3 separate regions of the Homo sapiens genome follow, and all the other regions are linked to region 1. A link is a loop called in an ENCODE intact Hi-C map of the cell type or tissue named here. Cell type or tissue: heart right ventricle. All regions are shown on one strand. Each heading gives the region's core, and the rest is flanking DNA. Links, peaks and the distances in the headings are about the cores only.

Region 1 (5,899 bases), core at 506-5,505:
TATTAAGGAAGAGAAATAAAAATTAATTTTAAAAAGTTAGGGTCACAAAAGAATATATACAAATGACCAAGAAGCATGCTAAAAAAGTTCTTGTTTTCATAAATCATCAGGGAAATGCAAGTCAACCACATTAAAATACACCACACATTCTCCAGAAAGGCAACAAATAGACTAGGTCACACCAGGACTCAGACATTGTTGTGGGGGAGTAAAATGCTGCCATCATTTCAACTATGACCCACTCATTTCACTCCTGGATATTTATCCAAGAGAAAGGAAAACATTCATACACAAAATTACTTGTGCAAAAATGTTCAAACAGCCCAAGTGTCCGTCAATAGGAGAAGGAATGAAGAAACCACAGTATGTTCCCACAATAAAGGAATAAAAGTCAGTGAGCTAGGCCAGGGGTGCCGTGGCTCACGCCTATAATCCCAGCACTTTGTGAGACCAAGGCACTCGAATAATTTGAGGTCAGGAGTTCGAGACCAGCCTAACCAACATGGTGAAACATCACCTCTACTAAAATTACAAAATTAGCCGTGTATGGTGGTACATGTCTGTAGTCCCAGCCACTTGGAAGGCTGAGGCAGGAGAATTGCTTGAACCCAAGAGGGAGAGGTTGCAGTGAGCCAAGACTGCACCATCGCACTCCAGCCTGGGCAACAAGAGCGAAATTCCATCTCAAAAAAAAGAAAAAGCGGCAAGCTAGGGACACCTGCACCACCGTGGATGAAACCCAGAACTTCGCTGAGTAAGACAGCGTGCTGCAGATTCCATCTACACAAAGTTCTAGAAAAGACAAAATAGTCTATCGTGGAAAAAAACAGGAACAGTGATGATGTTACTTCTGTGTGGTCAGAGATTGACTGGGGCAGGCCGCCGGGGAACTTTATGGAGTGATAACTTTATGGGGTGATGGGAATGTTCTAGAACTTGACAGAAGTTTGGGTTATAAAAGTGTTTGCATTTGTCAAATCACCAGCAAATATACACAAGAAATTTGTGTTTCCTGGTAAATTGTTCCTCCAAAGAAAAATAAACCATAAAATGTTGGATAAAAAAAGTCATGGTCCTTCCCGGAAGCGGTGTAGGAGGGAGGACTGGCGAGAGTGCAGCTGACCCCGTGTGATCGCAGCCTGCTGTATGTGAGAGACGCAGTTGCAGTGAGGAAAGCACGTGCCCCTCACTCCACATTTGTGGGCAAAATGTCAGGAATCCAAGGAACACTATTCTTAGAACTGGACGTTTTGGGACAGTCCCTCAGTGCAATCCTCAAGGGCAGTAGCCTGGACCGATCCGAAGACCCTGCCACGCCCCCTCTCCCAATGCCGCTGCCACCAGAAAAGACAACTATCAGAAACTTCCAAGCTGAAAATCCTCAGTGTTGCAAGGGCCAGTCGAGGTTGTCTTGTTCCACTTCCCACCCAGTGCAGGAACGCCTGGACCTGGCAAAACCCTGACACAGGTCAACCAGATGTTTTGTGTCTTCTGACCTGCAGCAAGTAGAAGTCCCTGCAATGCTTTCTGTCCAGCAACGTTTAACTCGAGGCCATCAGCGGTTTAGCTATGAGCGCCAGTTTACAGGCAATGCAGGGGTTGTGCAACACAGCCGGCCCAAAATAAGCCAATACCATAAAAAGAGGACTTCAGGGACACAACCACCAGTTAACATGCATGGCCACGGACTGGTTACTGGTTTGAACGAAGCTACCAGAAAGAACACACAATTTGAACACAGACCAGGTATTAGAGAAGAAATGTGGCAGACTAGAGAGATGGAGACTGTTGTGTAAAGCAGGCTACCCAACGGGATACACATTCTGTCTTATTCTGAGACACGGTTTCTTCAGGAGGATGTACCCTGAGCTAGTCACAGTGACGATCTCTGAGCCATAAAAATGTAGAGTTTTTACTCCTTCATTTTCTGATCATCTCTATTTTCTAAGTTTCTACCATCCGTATGTGCCACATCTGTCGCAGGTTGAACTGTGTCCCCCAGATTCATGTGTTGAAGTCCTAACTCCCAGGACCTCAGAAGGTGACCCTGTTGGGACAGAGGGTTATTGCAGGTGTCATTAGTCAAGTTAGGATGAGGTCAAACAGTAGGGTGGGCCCCTAATCCAATATGTCTGGTGTCCTTATAGAAAGAAGGAATGTGGACACAGACCCACATGCAGGGAGATGCTGTGTGAAGAGGAAGGCAGAGACCAGGATGATGCTTCTACCAGCCAAGGAACACCAAAGACCACCGGCCACCTCCGGGTGCCGAGGTGAGTCCTGAGCCACGCCTCCCTTGGGGCCTCAGCAGGACCCAGCTGCGACTGCACCTTGGCCTATGACTTCCAGCCTCCAGACCCTGTGCGGTGCATTCTTGTTACTTAAGCACCCAGTCTGTGGTAATTTATGTTGGCCAGCAAACTAACATCTATAACCATACAAATGACTTGAAATTTAAAAATAAAGTGGCCTGAGTGGGGCCTGCATGGGGTGCCCGGAAGACAGAGAGCAAACCCTCGCCCTGCCAGGGGCTCCTGCCTCCCAGGACAGTGGCTGCCACACCACAGGCAGCTCGGGTCACCAGAACCTTCTTCCTCCCACTCTGGGAAGCTGCGGCCAGGCTCTCCCCACGTGGCTTTCCCGGGTCAGTCTCCCGGGAGTTGCTTTTTTCTGGGAGCTGCGTGAGGAGCTGCTGTTCATGGAGGGTCCTGGGGCATGGCAGGGACACCAAACGGGTGCTCCTGGGGCACTCCAGGTCCTGGGGGACACTGAGCCAGGGCGGCCTGATGTCCTCAAGGAGCCGCCAGCCTGGCCCGGAGAGCCTGAGTCTATTATTATAAAGCAAAGCCTCACCCTCCCATGACGTGGCTGGCCTGGGTGCAGAAACCTGAGCTGCTCCAGGCCCAGCAGATGGAAATAACCTCCAAGAATAACCGGCCCGCACCGCACGCCTCTCCTGCCACCGCGGCGGGGCCTGCACTTCCTTCCTAAACTCCCCGGGACAGCAATCCCGCCTCACAGACTCAAATGCCATCAGCGGGAACAATCGGAGGAAGTGTGGCGCTTTCTCCGCTCAGGGAGCGAAACGGGGACCCTGCTTATCAAAATGACAAGATTTATTCAGTTGCTACAAACTACCAAAGACTTCCTTTCCCAAAAGAAAGGCCGGAGGGGAAGGTCATGTCCTTCGGCCACCTCCATTGAGCCAAGAGCACCATCTGCTTTGCTTCAAGCACATCGGTGGCTGACTCCCCGTCCCCCAGCTCTGCCTGCCTGGGGGTAGGTTTGCAGTCTCTCAAAGAGGGGCTGTGTAGGAAGGAGCAACCAGCTCTCAGTCCCTGAGCACGGGAGGCCAGCACCACCTGAGTCCACCGAGTCGTCAGCACACCTGGGAAGGGAAAGGAGGGGAGGGAGGCCTGGCCAAGGAAGGGGAGTTCCGCAGCAGCCCTCACCTGAGCTCCTGGCGGCCTCTGGTATGAACCCCCAGCATGGAGCCAGCACCCTCAGCCCAAGACTCACCCCCTCCTGGACAGTTCTCTGCCTCTCTGGAGTCCCTCCTCTCCCTCCCACCCCCAGCAGCCACAGGAGTCTTCCTAAAGTCTCATTTTCCTCAAGTCCTTAACCTCCTCCAATCCTTCCCTACTTCTCAACCCTGAGTAGAACACAGACCCTCGGCCAGGCAAATGGGGCCTCAGTCACCAGGCCCCAAGCAAGCCCTACATCCTGTCCTGGCCTTTGTTCAGGCCGCTCCCATTACTTGGGGTTCCCTCTCCTTTCCTGTCCCCAAATGGCCAGGCAGAGCCACCCGCCAAACCCTTCTAGGCCCAGTCCTGTCCTTCTCCAAGCGAGCCTCTGCTTCTTGGCTCTGCAGATGGCACTCTTCATTTCGTGATGTTTATCCTGTGCTCACCCAACAGTGTCCAGGTGGGCAGAGAGCATTCCTAGACCCGGAGGGACTAAAGGAAACCATTCCCTAATCAGAACCAGCAACTCCACGGCACATGGAGCAGATCTGCAGGGGGCCCTTCATTCTGCATGGGAGACGTGGGCCCCGAGACAGCTTTCCCCAGGGTCACAGCACCACGTCTGTGCACCTGGCCCTCTACCACGCTATGCGCGCATCAGGCTGATGAGCCAAGTGCCAAGCAGAAAGGTCACACTCTTCCTCACGGGATCCAAAAAAGGAGATGTGTCCAAGACTGCCCACCACCGTCCGAGGAAGAGCTGAGGGTCCACCGAGTGCCCAGGAGACCACCTGGAATTTCTGGTGCCAGCTTGTTAGTTGACAGAGGAAGACAGCTTCAGACAGCGCCACCCATCCCCGGAGGATGCCTGTCCTCAGCCTCAGAGACCTATTTATGTACTTATTCATTTAATTTTTTAGACAAAACCTCACTCTGTCACCCAGGCTGGAGTGCAAGTGGCATGATCTCAGCTCACTGCAGCCTTGACCTCTGGGGCCAGCTGATCCTCCCACCTCAGCCTCCCAAGTAGCTGGGACTACAGGCTTGTATCACCATACCTGGCTAATTGTTTTTATTTTTTTGTAGTGACAGGGTCTCACCATATTGCCCAGGCTGGTCTCAAACTTCTGGGCTCAAGGGATCTGCCCATCTCAACCTCCCAAAGTGCTGGAATTAAAGGCGTGAGCCACTGTGCTCAGTCAGAAGATGTTTTTGAGCAGAACAGTCTATCAAAGGGAGTGGGGCATTTTCCAGGAGATAGATGAACCCACTTTTGAAGTGGGTATCTACTTTGAAGGGGCTCCCTGAGTCTCCTGATCTAAAAAGCCGAGAACCAGACCCTAGACAGGGGGGATGAATCACTGGCGTGAATGCCTCGATTCTTTCCATTTGTATCCATGGGACACTTAACTAATAATCACGGCACAGTTTCCAGTTAAATATGGACACAGCTTCAGAATCCTTCTTAACACTACAGCTCAGCCAGAGTGGGTGCAAAAGCTTAAGTCCATCTACTCTACAGGCCCTTGATAAGGAGGATTCTCTCCTGTTTACCCAGTGAGGAAACACCCACACAAACAGCCAGCTGGTCCCCTCTTGGGCATCTCCCTGAGCGTGACACTCTCAAGACCTTGCTTGGTCTAACATCCAGCCCTCTCTGAGTTGCTCTCCCACACCTGGCAGCACTGGGCAGTGGACTTGAGTGGGAGAACAACACACTCCAGTTGGCCAACCTCCTCTAGACAGGCCTGGCAAGCTCTCTTAGCACCTGGATGACTCAGCGGCACTTCCAGCGATTCTCTGTGTGCCAATCAACCAATCAACATTTAATTGGGCACCTTTTATGGGCATCCTTAAGCCTGAGCAGAGACTCAGATCCAGTGGATCACCTGATGAAACTCTAAAATGCTGCACTCATGTTAAAAGTGCCTTAAGAAATAGGACGTTTATTATATCATGTAACTAGAAGTGAACCAATCAGAATTGGTTAGGACAGTGCTTGGTCAGAGGAAGGCTTAGGTGCTCCCCACTTCTTCCTCCGCCCTCTTGTCCCATTGTCAGCCTTGGCCTCTGGTCCTGGAAGGGCTGTGTCTGCTCTAGGCATCATTCGTGTAAGAGCCATGGCGTCTGATGAAGAAGAGGGCTTCCTACCCTCACTCAGAAATCAGAAGAAGAGACATCCTTCCCAGAAATGCCCGGCCAACTTCCCTTTGGATCCCATGGGTCTGCACCATGTTGAGCCAAAGCCAAAACTAATCACTCCAGAGGGAAGGAGACCACCACGATTCGCTCAAACCCCCAGGAGGCTTCTTAGGAGAAATCAGCGGCAGAGTCCCCGCTGTCGATAGGCCACAGCATACACAAACTTTGCCTACAATTTTGGGGATTCATATACCCACTAAAGTCTCTCCATAGACCACCCACTAAGATCCCCT
Region 2 (5,899 bases), core at 391-5,390, 370 kb after region 1:
GATGTTCACAAGCCTCCAGGCGAGTCTGATCCTTGCAGTTTAAGACCAAGGAACTAGGGTCTGGTATCAGGATAGGGGATCCAATGAATACAAACCATCTCTCAGAAGCTTAAATTCATTAAGCACCACCTAGAAAAATGTCTACACCCAGAAAGCTGGATCTATTTTTTTCTTTTGTGTCTTTATTATATTTAAAGTATCAGTCAAAAATACCTGGTTCCCATAGTGATGAGCAATTAGGATATAAATGCATGGGTATGGATATAAATTCTAAAATCCTTGCAGGAGTTTAATATTTGCTTTACATTTAATAGGAAAAGAATGCCGTTGTTTTCTGCCTGGGTTGCATTTTTTTCCTTTCCTTTTACAAATTGGTTTAGCCACATCCTGTACTTTATTTGCTCCTCTCTCCCATAACTCTAGAATTAGGGTACATTAGAAGCTATCCGTAAACTCCAGTGAGGACATGTGATAAATTTAAGCTGGAGCATTTAAAACGAGCTGGGAGAGTAGAGAGAGAAGTAAAAGCAGCCATTTGTGATGTGGGTGGCAGTTTTTAGAAAGTGTCTGTGGAGGGCTAGTGGCTTGGCATGAGGAAAGAGAGGCGTTCCTCAGTGTTGTCCACAGAACAGACACTCCTGTGACAGATGTGATCTTCAGGCAAAGTGGTGCTCGTGCACAGGCTTACGTTAGCACACCTGCTGGTGCAGAATGGTAGGAGAAATATTTCCCCAAAGGACAGAATGCGGATGGCTGGACAGAAACCACTGGGGGAAGGTTCCTGGGAGGAATTCCAGAATGTTTTCTCTGGCAAATAGGACAGAGGAGGCAGAAAAGCAAACCGGATCTCACTCCAAGTCTTTATGGACACAGATGGAAAGGAGAGCAGGAAGAAATCACAGGTCACACGGTGGGAGACACGGTGTAGCTGAGGGTAACCTAGTCGTGTTTAGGTGTGACAAATGACTTGCACTGTTTGCCAGACAACAGTGCCCCCCCATCCCCCACGGGGGTGTAATTCCACTAGTGACACTGATTCAGTTTCCAAAAGAAGCAAAACTCTTCTGCTATAAGATTCTTGATTTGTAAGAGTTTCCCCAGCTCAGTGCTTCCCCTTAGCTTTTTCCTTTTTCATCTCTAAGAGGTTATCACTTCTCAAAAACAAGAGTGCTTTGCCACTTCTCTAGTAGCAAGGTATGAAAACATGCTCTAAAATACTTACTTCCTCCAGCTGCACTGCTGCAGGCGGCCGCCTGAGGGATGGAGATGTTCTGGGCTCAGGGTGGACGGGCCTCTAGACAGAGCTATGGACCCTTCTCCAAAGCTGTGCACGAGGGACGTAGATTGGCATAAGATGCTACACAGAAAACCTGTCGTCTAGATTATTCACGTGGTGGAAAACCTCCATTGGGGCATATTACCATAGAAGGGAAAAGGGTCTGTTCTCTCCACCACAAGCAATGGAGAATGTCCCATATCAAAGATAAGTTTGCAGCCAAGGTGGCCTTCATTGGTAACAGGTTCCATAATTGGCAATGATAGGTATTTTCCTTGCCTCGAAACACAGTCAAGAGGGGAGAGTGTGAGAAGCCAGGGACTTAGGACAGGAGGTGAGGTGATGAGTCATTTTGGTTTCTCAGAGCTGACCTCTGTTGTATTTTTATTTGGGGGTTCAGTCTCTGGCTTGAGGGCTCTTCAGAAAGGAGAGCTTACTTTTGTCACGGAAGGAGGGATGGAGACCTCACCCTTTTGCATGGCCAGCTGGAGCCCCAGGTGTCGCGTGTCCAGCTCGTGGGTGGCATGATGTCATGTTTGTTGACCACGTTGGACCTCATTCTGTCCCGAGAACTTAACTGGGCTAGGAGTTGTGAAACCAGATTTCTTGTTATTTGCTTAGACTTGCTTTTTTTTTTTTTTCCCCATATCCACAAAATGAGAATCCTGGGCTTTTAGTATAATAAGGATTGAAAAATGATTATAAAATACAAGGCAAAAAGATCCATGCTATTTAAATGTTTACTATTATTTTGAGATTCATTTTATGTGCCATACTGCTTTACAAATAGTCTGTAATATTTTAATACAGCACTTTATCTTCGTAATCAAATCTTGAGAAGGCCCCCTATAGCTAATCTTTCTCAAAATCGGCTTAATTTATTAGTGGATAACTATACTTAGGCCTCTTTCTAGAACCTTATGAAGTTTGACATGCACTATTTTTAGACATTACGGGTTCTCTTACTGAGACGCTCCAAAGGGAACAGTGGGGGCAGATGTCCTCCAGGAACCTTGGCAATAAATCCCCCTGGGTGCATGACCTGGGGTCACCAAAACTGCCTGCTACCCAGCAGCAGCAGAAGGGAGACCCAGGTTGGCAGCTGGAGTGACTGACAGTGATTTCCTTTCTGTTCAGTGATGAGCCCACCATGAAGAAAGGGCACGAATCTGCTTCCTCTCTCCCTGTCCTGGGAACGGTGCCTGCCCGTGATGGTATCCTCAGGCCCCCCTCTCTGCGCCAGCAAGATGTCCCAGGGGACGTCTGTGCATTCAGCCAGGTGACCACTAGAATAAAATGTTCTCTAGGACCACCTAAGAGGTAACCCTATATTGGAGATACTGAGGAGAGAGGCCGGGGTGGCTGATAGGGTGGGGAGGCACCATCTGTCTGAGTGCACCCTCCCCTGAGACCCTCAGGGTGTCCTGGGGAGACCAGCAGGTTGGAAGTCCTACGCTTTGAAATTTTTAATTAAACAGGAACCTTTGAAGGAAGCTTTTGATTGTTAGTAACATCCTGACTTGCTCCCCCCATGTGACAGGCTCCCCTTTGTGTGTGGCCCCTCCTGAGTCCACATCCTTCATAAGGAGCGGCTTTACCTCCCTTCCTGTAGGAGAGGAAGCCAGGGCTGTGGCCCAGGGAGGGAGGGGAGGCAGCCACTTCTCTCTTCAGTGCAGTTCATTCCAGTTTGGCTCTGACTGTGGCCAAGCAGGGAAGGGGTGCAGGATGGAAGGCAGCAGCGTGTACTTAGGCAGCTCAGTCAATGGAGCCCCCACGTCTCATCCCCTGCCAACCCTGGGCTCTTCCTGGCTGGATCTGGGCAGCCCAGGGCAGAACCTAGAGTCCAGGGCCACTGGTTCTCCTTGCCAGGTCCCAGGACCCAGTCCTGTTGAAATAACAGAGTTGATGGGAATGCTCTTTGCTGGGCACGAAGCACAGGCTTTAAAGGGCTGCCCATTCGCCACCACACTAGATACTCCCTGAAGGCTATGGGCACTTCCTAGCTCCTCAGCACACCCACAAACAGACACTAGAGGTTAGGGAAGGGCGATGCCACTTTCAACAGGCTGTTGACACTTAGCAGCATTTTGTAGACCAGCCTAAATCAGTGGTTCCTGAGCATCCTTATCCTCTCAGAAAGCTGATTTTGAGCCAGATTAGCTATAAGGGCCCTCTCCTTTCAATATTTGATTATGAATATAAAATGTCTTCCTAAAATCTTATAGAATGTTCATAAACTAGCATGGCACGTAAAATGAAGCCAAAATAATGCTCATAGTAAACCTTGTACTTAAATAGCTCAGATTTTTTTTCTTGAATTTTGTAATGATTTTCCAATGCTGCTTATGTAACGGCCCAACATTCGTGCTCATAGATATGGGAAGAAAGTCAGCAAGACTAGGTTTTGGAGACTAGTCTAAACCCAAGTGTGGATCTGGGTCATCTGGAAATCAACAGGCAAAATCCTTGGCTGCACTCAGGCCTGTAGCTGCAGACTCTCAGCCCAAGAGCTTGTGTGTTTGACAAGCACCTCGTGTCACTCACAGGCGTCCTGCTCTGCATCGATATGGAGGAGCACTGGAGATTAGAAACCTCTGGAAAGAGAGGAGATTGCAGTGAAGCCCCGGGGTCCTGGGTGTAGCCAAGGAGGTGCTTCATGATTTTTACTTACTTCCTCATCTCTCCACTCCTGGTTACTTTTTGGACTTCCTATTCCATTTCCTGCTTTCATAGAAGCCTAATTTTTAATATTTAAGTTTCAGTCAGCCGAAGAAAGGCAATCTGTCTTCTCTTTCACACAGTTTATGTCTTGAAGGATTTCTCTAATCCATTCCAGCAGTCGGTTAAGGGAAAGTTTTATTTAACCCCTGCATCCATGCCTACAATTGCTACTTGCCAACATTTCATTACTTCTTGTAGAATGTAAGTGCCTGTTTCTAAAAATGAAAACTTATAGAGATCAGAGCCCTTCATGATACCAGCTCTCTGCTGTGCTTGTGGCCACCCGATGTTGGATACTGGGTGATACTGCAGAGCAACGGAGCATCTGTGGGGAGGTCCAGAATCGAGAATGGTCTGATGAACAAAATATGCCACCAGTCTTGTTTGCAAGGGGGCAGCACGTGATGGAGGAAACAAGGTCCTTTTCAGTTCTTAAAGTCTTCACTGACAGGTCACAGAAGTATAGGGTCCCTTTTGCCTTTTCCTTCTTGGCGATACTTAAGTCTGGCTCAGATGCTTTTGTGTGTTCTTTTAGAAACTATCAACCTACTGCACACAAAATATGTGTACTTGGATGGTGTTTGATACGGTGTGGATGCTCAGGGTAAAAAAGAAAAAATAGCCATAACCAATTCTGGAAAGGAAGGAATGAAGAAAAAGGTTGTAACCTGCTGGGCGGGTCTAGAACACTCCACACCCATCCCCCAGAATGAAATCAGCTTTCCAAGTCATCTGTTTGGGCAGGAGTTTCCAGCCAGTTAGAACTCTCTGTCCTCCCTTCCAGTCTTTTAGGCAACGCTGTATTTTGAAAGCCAGATGAGGAAGGCAGATGTTTTTCCCATCTCCACCCACATCAAGACTGTTGTTTGCCAAATAAACTGGGTTGGGACACAAATCCTGCAGAAGGGCTGCCACTGGGGGCACTGGAGGCTTCTAGCCCGGGTCAGCCCTGCCAGGACCATGGGTGGCGCACCTGTTGTCAATTAACTGTCCAGGCTGAACTTGGGAACGAAGGCCAGAACAGGCGTGGGAGGCTGGTCCTCCAGCTAAACTTTGACTTCAAGCTCAAGGAAGGGTTTGAAAGGGTGGGAAGAAAAATATTGCACATTGGTTGGGTGATCAATATTTATTAAATTTAGAGCCATTTATACTTGCCAGTTCTGCGTTTTGTAGTGTTTTTGAAGCAAACGCAACTCATTTTCTGGCAGAGAACTGATGCTTAGAATTAGAAAAACAAAGTATTAAGTAGAACTGGCATAAGACCCCATCGACGAGGGATGGATTTCAAAACTTCTCAGCCAGCCGTCCCTCCGTGCACATTATGAGTCTGGAAACCCAGGGATCCCATGTGAGCGCGCTAGGGAAGTGGAGCGTTGCAGGCCTCCCGAAACACAGCTGCCCACTGCCTGCCCACATCCTCCTTGGCAGCTTGGGGTGAGCTGCCGCTGAGAAGCTACGCTGGCGCTGAATTTCCTCTTTTCAGCTGCGTACAAAGATAGGCCCTTGAATTGTGGCATCACAGCACGGTGCTCCAGCCCATGTGTTGGCCTCTGTTCCCCAGGGAGTGTTGGAGGGGAGCGTGCTGATCCAGCGTCCAGCTCTTCCGGGAGTGGGCTGGCTGCTCTGAGGGTGGCTGTGGGTGAAAGCCTCCCGGGGTCTGCTTCTGGGGGAAAATGAGGCTGGCAGTGGCCTGACCACTCGGTTTTCCAGCCACCCAAATTCAGTTGCTCTCTGAGCTCTTACTGTACACGGAGCTGAAATATTGTGCAGGAAGCAATGAATCAGACCCTTTGCCTGCAGGAGCCTACCCTCTGGTGGAGGACACCCACCAGCATGAGGATAAACGCAGAACTGGGACAGCGTGAGCGTGAGAGGCACAGGCAGAGCAATGCATGCTGGGTG
Region 3 (5,759 bases), core at 760-5,759, 750 kb after region 1:
TCTGAAGGTGTGAGTGTGAGCTGAGCATTTTCTCTCTTTTTTCCTATAAGGTATGGAGTCAGGATGTTCTTTCTTTCCAATTCTGTCCAAGCTGAATGCAAGAGGGGAGGGTGGGAAGAGACAGCAAGAGAACATAACCATACAGTGTGGAAATGGCGTCAAGAAGAGACTGGTCTCTCACAATACACTGGAGAGCTTGCTCAACTACAGAATCCTTAGGCCCCTCTAGGGTCCCCCAGAGGAGGGGCAAAGTGGCAGAGTGCATGTGCCAGTCTAAGGCAGTGCCCCAGAGAGGGGGATGCATGGAATTAGGCATTGGTTCCTCAGTCTCACCTCAAGAATGCTTAAGAGGGAGGCTGGCTCATGCAGACAGAGAGGGGGTGATGCGGGGGGCAGGGGGTGGCCTATTCTGATACCTTGTGGGGGTAAGGTTGTGGGGCATCTCTTGGTCAAGTGCAGACTGCAGAAGATGGCTGGTGTGGAGGCCTCTTGAGACACCCTGTCCAAGAGGACCACCTGCCGGAAGGAGGGTCCCAGGCTGGAGGCTACAGCACCCTGCTGGGTAGAGGCAGCACTGGCGAGAGAGGAGTCTGCTGAGAATGCATTTCCTGGACTGGAGATCAGGTGGGACAGACACCGTTGAAGCGGTCTCCAAAAATCCCAGAGGGGCCTCTAAAAGAGCCCCTGTGTATGGCCACCTGACTGCCAAATCAGTGTGCCCCAACCACCAATGACATGACCTCTGGGCAAAACTCCAGGATAATGTGAACCACTCGAGAGACTGAAATTTAGGTCTCAATTGGAGTAGAAATTTTATCATATGAAAACTAAAGACACCTGTAATCCCAGCACTTTGGGAGGCCGAGGTTGGTGGATCACTTGAGGTCAGGAGTTCGAGACCAGCCTGGTCAACATAGTGAAACCCTGTCTCTACTAAAGATACAAAATTAGCCAGGTATGGTGGTGTATGCCTGTAACCCCAGCCACTTGGGAGGCTGAGGCAGGAGAATCGCTTGAACCCAGGAGGCGGAGGTTGCAGTGAGCTGAGATCGTGCCATTGCACTCCAACCTGGGCAACAAGAGTAAAACTCCATCAAAAAGAGAGAGAGAGAGAGAAAACTAAATAAAGAGTCCTAACGTTTAATGACTGGAAAGTAATGGCATCTGCCCCATCCAAGGACTAGGAGTGGGGATCCCACAGCTCATGTGTAGGAGAAGCACAAAGCCTTTTCTGGATAGTGTGCCAGTCAGTGAGTCCAGCCCGCTCAACACCCAGTCACCCTGCACCTGAGTGTGGGACATTCCTGTTACTCTGTGCCCATGAACAATCTCCAGACCCGCCTCAGAGTCCATGTCCTCTCCAGAGCCTGCCTTCGCCTTCCTCTTTGTCTCTTCTTTCCAACTCCTTGGCCTGAGCCATTGCTGCTGGTAGAAATAACATTGCCATTCCCTTCTTGAGGACTGTGTCTTCTGTGATTAGTGTCTAAGTTTTTCAAGGACTCTTGGCCTGGTGCATTTGTGTGTAACCACATGGAGAACATGGAGCTTGGACTATGGCTGATAACACTTTTGGGAAGGAGGTCAAGGACAGGATTAGAGGGCAGTAACCCAGGGCCCAGGAACTAGATGGGGCTCTCATCCATCAGATGCTGATGCTAGCAGGAAGAGCCCTGGGCAGCAGGAGACCGCGATCCATGCCTGCACGCTCAAGTCACCTCACCTGCTGGCCCCGGCTTTCATGGGGGCAGTTGTCTGGATTTTTCAGGAGCTGCTTTCTCAGACTGTTTGCAATCTGCTTTTTGATAGAATGGACACAAAACATATCGGAGACATGACATTCATTTTCTTTCAGGAGTTCAAGGTAATGTTATATTCTCTAGGGGAAGAAGGTACAGTAATGAATGTCTCTTTCTGTTTGTCATCGATTATTTTGAGTTGATTTGACACAGCTGACACCTTCGAGTTTCCACTGAGGCCGTTTAACAATAGGGAGCTCAAGGACCTTGGGTATTCCAGGAAATGTGTCAGCGTGTTTTCTGCTCTCTTTCTACACAGGTCAAAAGTCCTTTTGAGACTTTTCGCTCCTTTCTTCTTCTTCTTCTTTTTGTCTTTCTTTTTGAGAGGCTAGACAGATTTTTGAAAGCTTCCTCTAAACTATGCAATTGGGTACATGTTCAAAAGCGAGACCTTATTTCTTGTGAGAACTTTGTTGCCCTCCCTCTCTTGTCATCCGTCAGAAGCGCAGAGCTTTTTCGGAAGCTTTGACCGTGAAGGATCACAAATTTGTTTCTCAAAGGCCCCTCCGCTGGCTCCTCCGGCCTCACGAGTCCCGTTCCCCGTGTGCTTCTGTCCTTGCCCAGCAGACACCAGCCCCGCGCAGGCCAAACTGGCTCCGTTCCCCCTTTCATTCTTGTCCCTCTTTTCAATCTTTCTCTACTTTTTATGCAAAAAAAAAAAAAAAGTGTACCAGGCCCGGCGTTGCCATGGCAGTCATGGGGCTGCGTGCGGGCCTTCAGTGGATTTGAGCTCTAAACTTGGAAAAAAGTCATAATGCCCTCAAAGAAGCTGGAAGGAGAGAAAGAAAGAGGAGAAAAATAAAACAGGGAAACAGCCTGAGAGGGAGAGATCAGGAGAAAGCAGGGCAAAGCCCCGAAAATACATTCGAGGTGACATCACTGCCTTTCCCACAGAGGCCATTGACTTGGGAGACCGCCCGGCCAGTGGCTGCCCTAAAGCCGGCTCTCCAGGGCCGCGGAGCCTTCGCTCCCTTCCTGAATGCCTTTTTTGTTGGGAAACAGTGGACTGTTTCTGAAGGCCTGCATAAATGACTGAGTAATTCACTGCAGTTGCCAGGAAGTCGGAGCCACTTGTGAGCTAACAATAGTGAACTTTATCTCCCGCCCCATGCTGGAAGTTCCAGCTGTAGGTCCCGAATTCTAATAAGGGCTTTGCTCATGCCTCTGAGGTTATGGTAATATTTTATCCATCTTTCTTCATGAAGACACAGTCGCTGCTGCTATTGACAACCGGAGGCCAGCACTGAGGAGTGACGTGGGCAGGGGGCCAGGGGTGAGGGTGCCTGTGTCGGGGAAGATGGTGAAGAAAATTCAGAGGAAGGAGGAAAGAAAGCGGTGTTCCTATGAGCTCGACATGTTTTCTGTTTAATAGGAGACTCTAAACTGACGTAGAGGAGAGAAGAGAAAGATTTCACTCTGACCCATAAGTGGCTGGAGCGGAAAGATGGCTTCGGACATTTCCCGTGTTTCAGACGCTGCTCCTCCTCCTCCTCCTCCTCCTCAGCAGACGAACCGGCAGCCGAGGCTGATCACGTGCTCAGAATTAGTGTGAGGCTATGAGGTTCCTCTTTGCTCCCCCGTTTGTGGGCAAAGCCGATGTGTATTATTAAGTGATTCTGTATCCAGGTATCAGAGACCCCAATACCTTCTTTACATGATCGTTCTTAGCTAAGGGAAAACTAAGAATTTGCTCACTTCCTGCCTTGTGGGTTCTAAGGACACACCCCAACAAGTTCCTGTGAAGGGGGGCTGGGTCACTGACCCCCTGAGCAACCCCGGAAGGACAATTTCTAGGGCCTGGTTACAGAGATGACAGGTGGCTTAAGAAGTCACTGTGTGCCACGTGCTTTCATGATTATTGTTTCAGTTAATCTGCACGACAACCCTGAGAGATAGTCATATTTTTCCATTTTGGATGTACCCGGCTAGTGTTCATGGTGCCCTGTTGCCTCTGCAGCAGAGCGCCGCATCCTCAGTTACTCAAGTCCCCGTTCAGGTTTCTCATGACCGTGGCTTCTTGTTGAGGGAGAAGTAGAAAAAAATGAGTAAAAAGGGATTGGGGAATCTCGTGGGTGTGGGGGAGGATGGCGCGGGCCTGATTCTCATCTGCCTGCACAGCCTTCCCACGAAAATAAACCAGTGAAACCACCTGTGAGCCACACGTGCAGTTCACAAGATGACAGAGGACACCACAATCTGCAAGATTACTTCAACACAGAGAAGGAGACCAAATTTCAGCTAAGCCCCTGTCACCACCACTGGGAGCTTCTGGGCAAGGGGTCCGCAAGGTTTATGTGACTTTGTGGAAAAAAAAACAAACAAAAACACAGGATGAGGGTGCCTTAGATGAGGCAAAGACCATCTGGCCTCAAAAAGAAAAATCCATTCCTGGATGCTGAAGGACTGGTGATGGATGGCTCAGGCCTTGGTAGTTCAGAGCAACAGCCACCTGGAAGGGACTTTGAACATGAGTCAGGCAGGAAGAGGCAGCCCCAGAGGTGGGCTTCTCCTGGAGAAGATGCACAAAGAAGGAATGGAAACCACCAGGGACATGTCACGAAGGAGAAGGGAGGAACCGAGGGGGACCTACAGAGATGAGAGATGACAGCATAGCAGACCCAGCAAACCATCTCTTTCCCTCCATCATCACTACCACCATCCACCAAGGAAACCAAACCAAAGAAGACAGATGTACCAAAAAGTGCACTCTCATGTTAGAAATCACACCCATGAAATGAACAGGAAGAGAAAATGTGGACCACATTCACAGGAAACTGTAATAAGAAAATAGAAAATGTGAACCAACAGATAGAAGCTGTGAAAAAAAAATCAAGCATGAAACAGAAGAAAATTGTCACAGAAGTATCAAAACTGAATTAAATAGACACAAAAAAGAATTTGAAGATAAGGAAATACTTTAGATCGAAAATTTAAAAATAAAAATAGAGGCAGGAAACAGAACAAAAAAATAAAACAAGAGTTAAGGAAATGCAAGGACAGAAAAGAGAGTAAAATGTTAGAATCTTAAAGGAAATGAAGGCTAAATTACCAAAGATGACCAAAGAAGAATAGACTCAAATAAAAGCTTAATAAGGGTCATGGAAAAATTAAGAAACACAATCAAGAGGATAACATAAAGATATAAAGAAGATGGATAAAAAGAGTGAAAGAGAAAATGGTTGAAATGTTGGAGAAGAAAGATGCAACATTTGTGCTGGTTACTTTTATGTTTCAACTTGGTGAGGCTGTAGAAACCAGTCACTTAAACACTAACCCAGGTTTTGCTGTGAAGGTGTTTTGTAGATGTAGGTTAACATCTATAATCAATTGACTTTAAAGTAAAGAAAGTAACTCTGGATAAGGTGGTGAGCCTCACCTAATCAGTTGAGGAAGTAAGAGAAAAACCTGAGGTTTCCCAGAAAAGAATAAATTGTGCCTCAAGTTTGCAGCATCAACTCTTGGTGAGTTCCCGGCAGTTGGTCTGCTTTGCACATTTTTCTCATGCCAGCGTCACAATCGTGCAATCTACTTCCTTCAAACAAATTTTCATGTATCCTATTGTTTATCTTTTCTCTGGAGAACCCTAATACAATATGTGTATGAGTGTGCATGTGTGTGTGTGTGTGTATGATTGAAATCTCTGAAGAAAAAAAAAACAACGTGGTAGAGCTAATATTTAAAATTATAATTCAAGAAATAAAAAAATAAAACACTGTATTAAAAAATCTGAGTTACATTTAAAGCAGCAATAATAGAAAATTTATGCCCTAGCATCCATGTCAATAAAAATAAAAGAATGAGAAAAAAGACTTGCAATCCTAAGTAAAAAAAAAGAAAGAAAACAACAAAGAAAAACAAAAGATTTAATAATAATAATAGAGAAATGTGATAAAAACAGAAAAAGACTGCATTAAATAACTTTTGAAATAATAATGAACAAAAAACTCTAGGTAATTTAATAAA

The links. Hi-C counts contacts between places; a loop is a spot of excess contacts. Peaks named below come from ENCODE experiments on the same cell type or tissue, not always from the same donor. Only the 100,000 strongest peaks of a DNase experiment are listed, where the experiment ranks them.
Region 2: it touches region 1 in a loop (5-fold over the local background); 3 of 110 quality-filtered maps call a loop at or near these places.
Region 3: it touches region 1 in a loop (3-fold over the local background); 4 of 110 quality-filtered maps call a loop at or near these places.

Annotation. Positions count from the first base shown.
Region 1 is chr6:163,332,955-163,338,853 of GRCh38, forward strand. It overlaps DKFZp451B082 (a long non-coding RNA gene), which reads right to left. Exons shown (of 4, transcript NR_033862.1): 4 at 5,388-5,899. Among named protein-coding and RNA genes, the nearest start is that of DKFZp451B082, 11 kb to the right of the region's middle. RefSeq lists an enhancer at 2,243-3,056. In heart right ventricle, for the core only: a CTCF peak has its summit at 2,908 (motif pointing right); a DNase peak (open chromatin) is centred at 2,947; H3K27ac peaks cover 5,000 bases.
Region 2 is chr6:163,706,947-163,712,845 of GRCh38, forward strand. It overlaps LOC124901498, which reads right to left. Exons shown (of 5, transcript XM_047419664.1): 5 at 5,109-5,751. The coding sequence ends at 5,477. Among named protein-coding and RNA genes, the nearest start is that of QKI, 300 kb to the left of the region's middle. RefSeq lists an enhancer at 1,388-1,507. In heart right ventricle, for the core only: a CTCF peak has its summit at 4,922; DNase peaks (open chromatin) are centred at 1,786, 2,856, 3,794, 4,955 and 2 weaker places; H3K27ac peaks cover 4,841 bases.
Region 3 is chr6:164,082,899-164,088,657 of GRCh38, forward strand. It overlaps LOC105378106 (a long non-coding RNA gene), which reads left to right and starts at 3,101. Exons shown (of 2, transcript XR_943218.4): 1 at 3,101-3,422; 2 at 3,915-4,101. In heart right ventricle, for the core only: no CTCF peak of the experiment used is centred there; DNase peaks (open chromatin) are centred at 2,453 and 2,773; H3K4me3 peaks cover 1,284 bases; H3K27ac peaks cover 2,830 bases.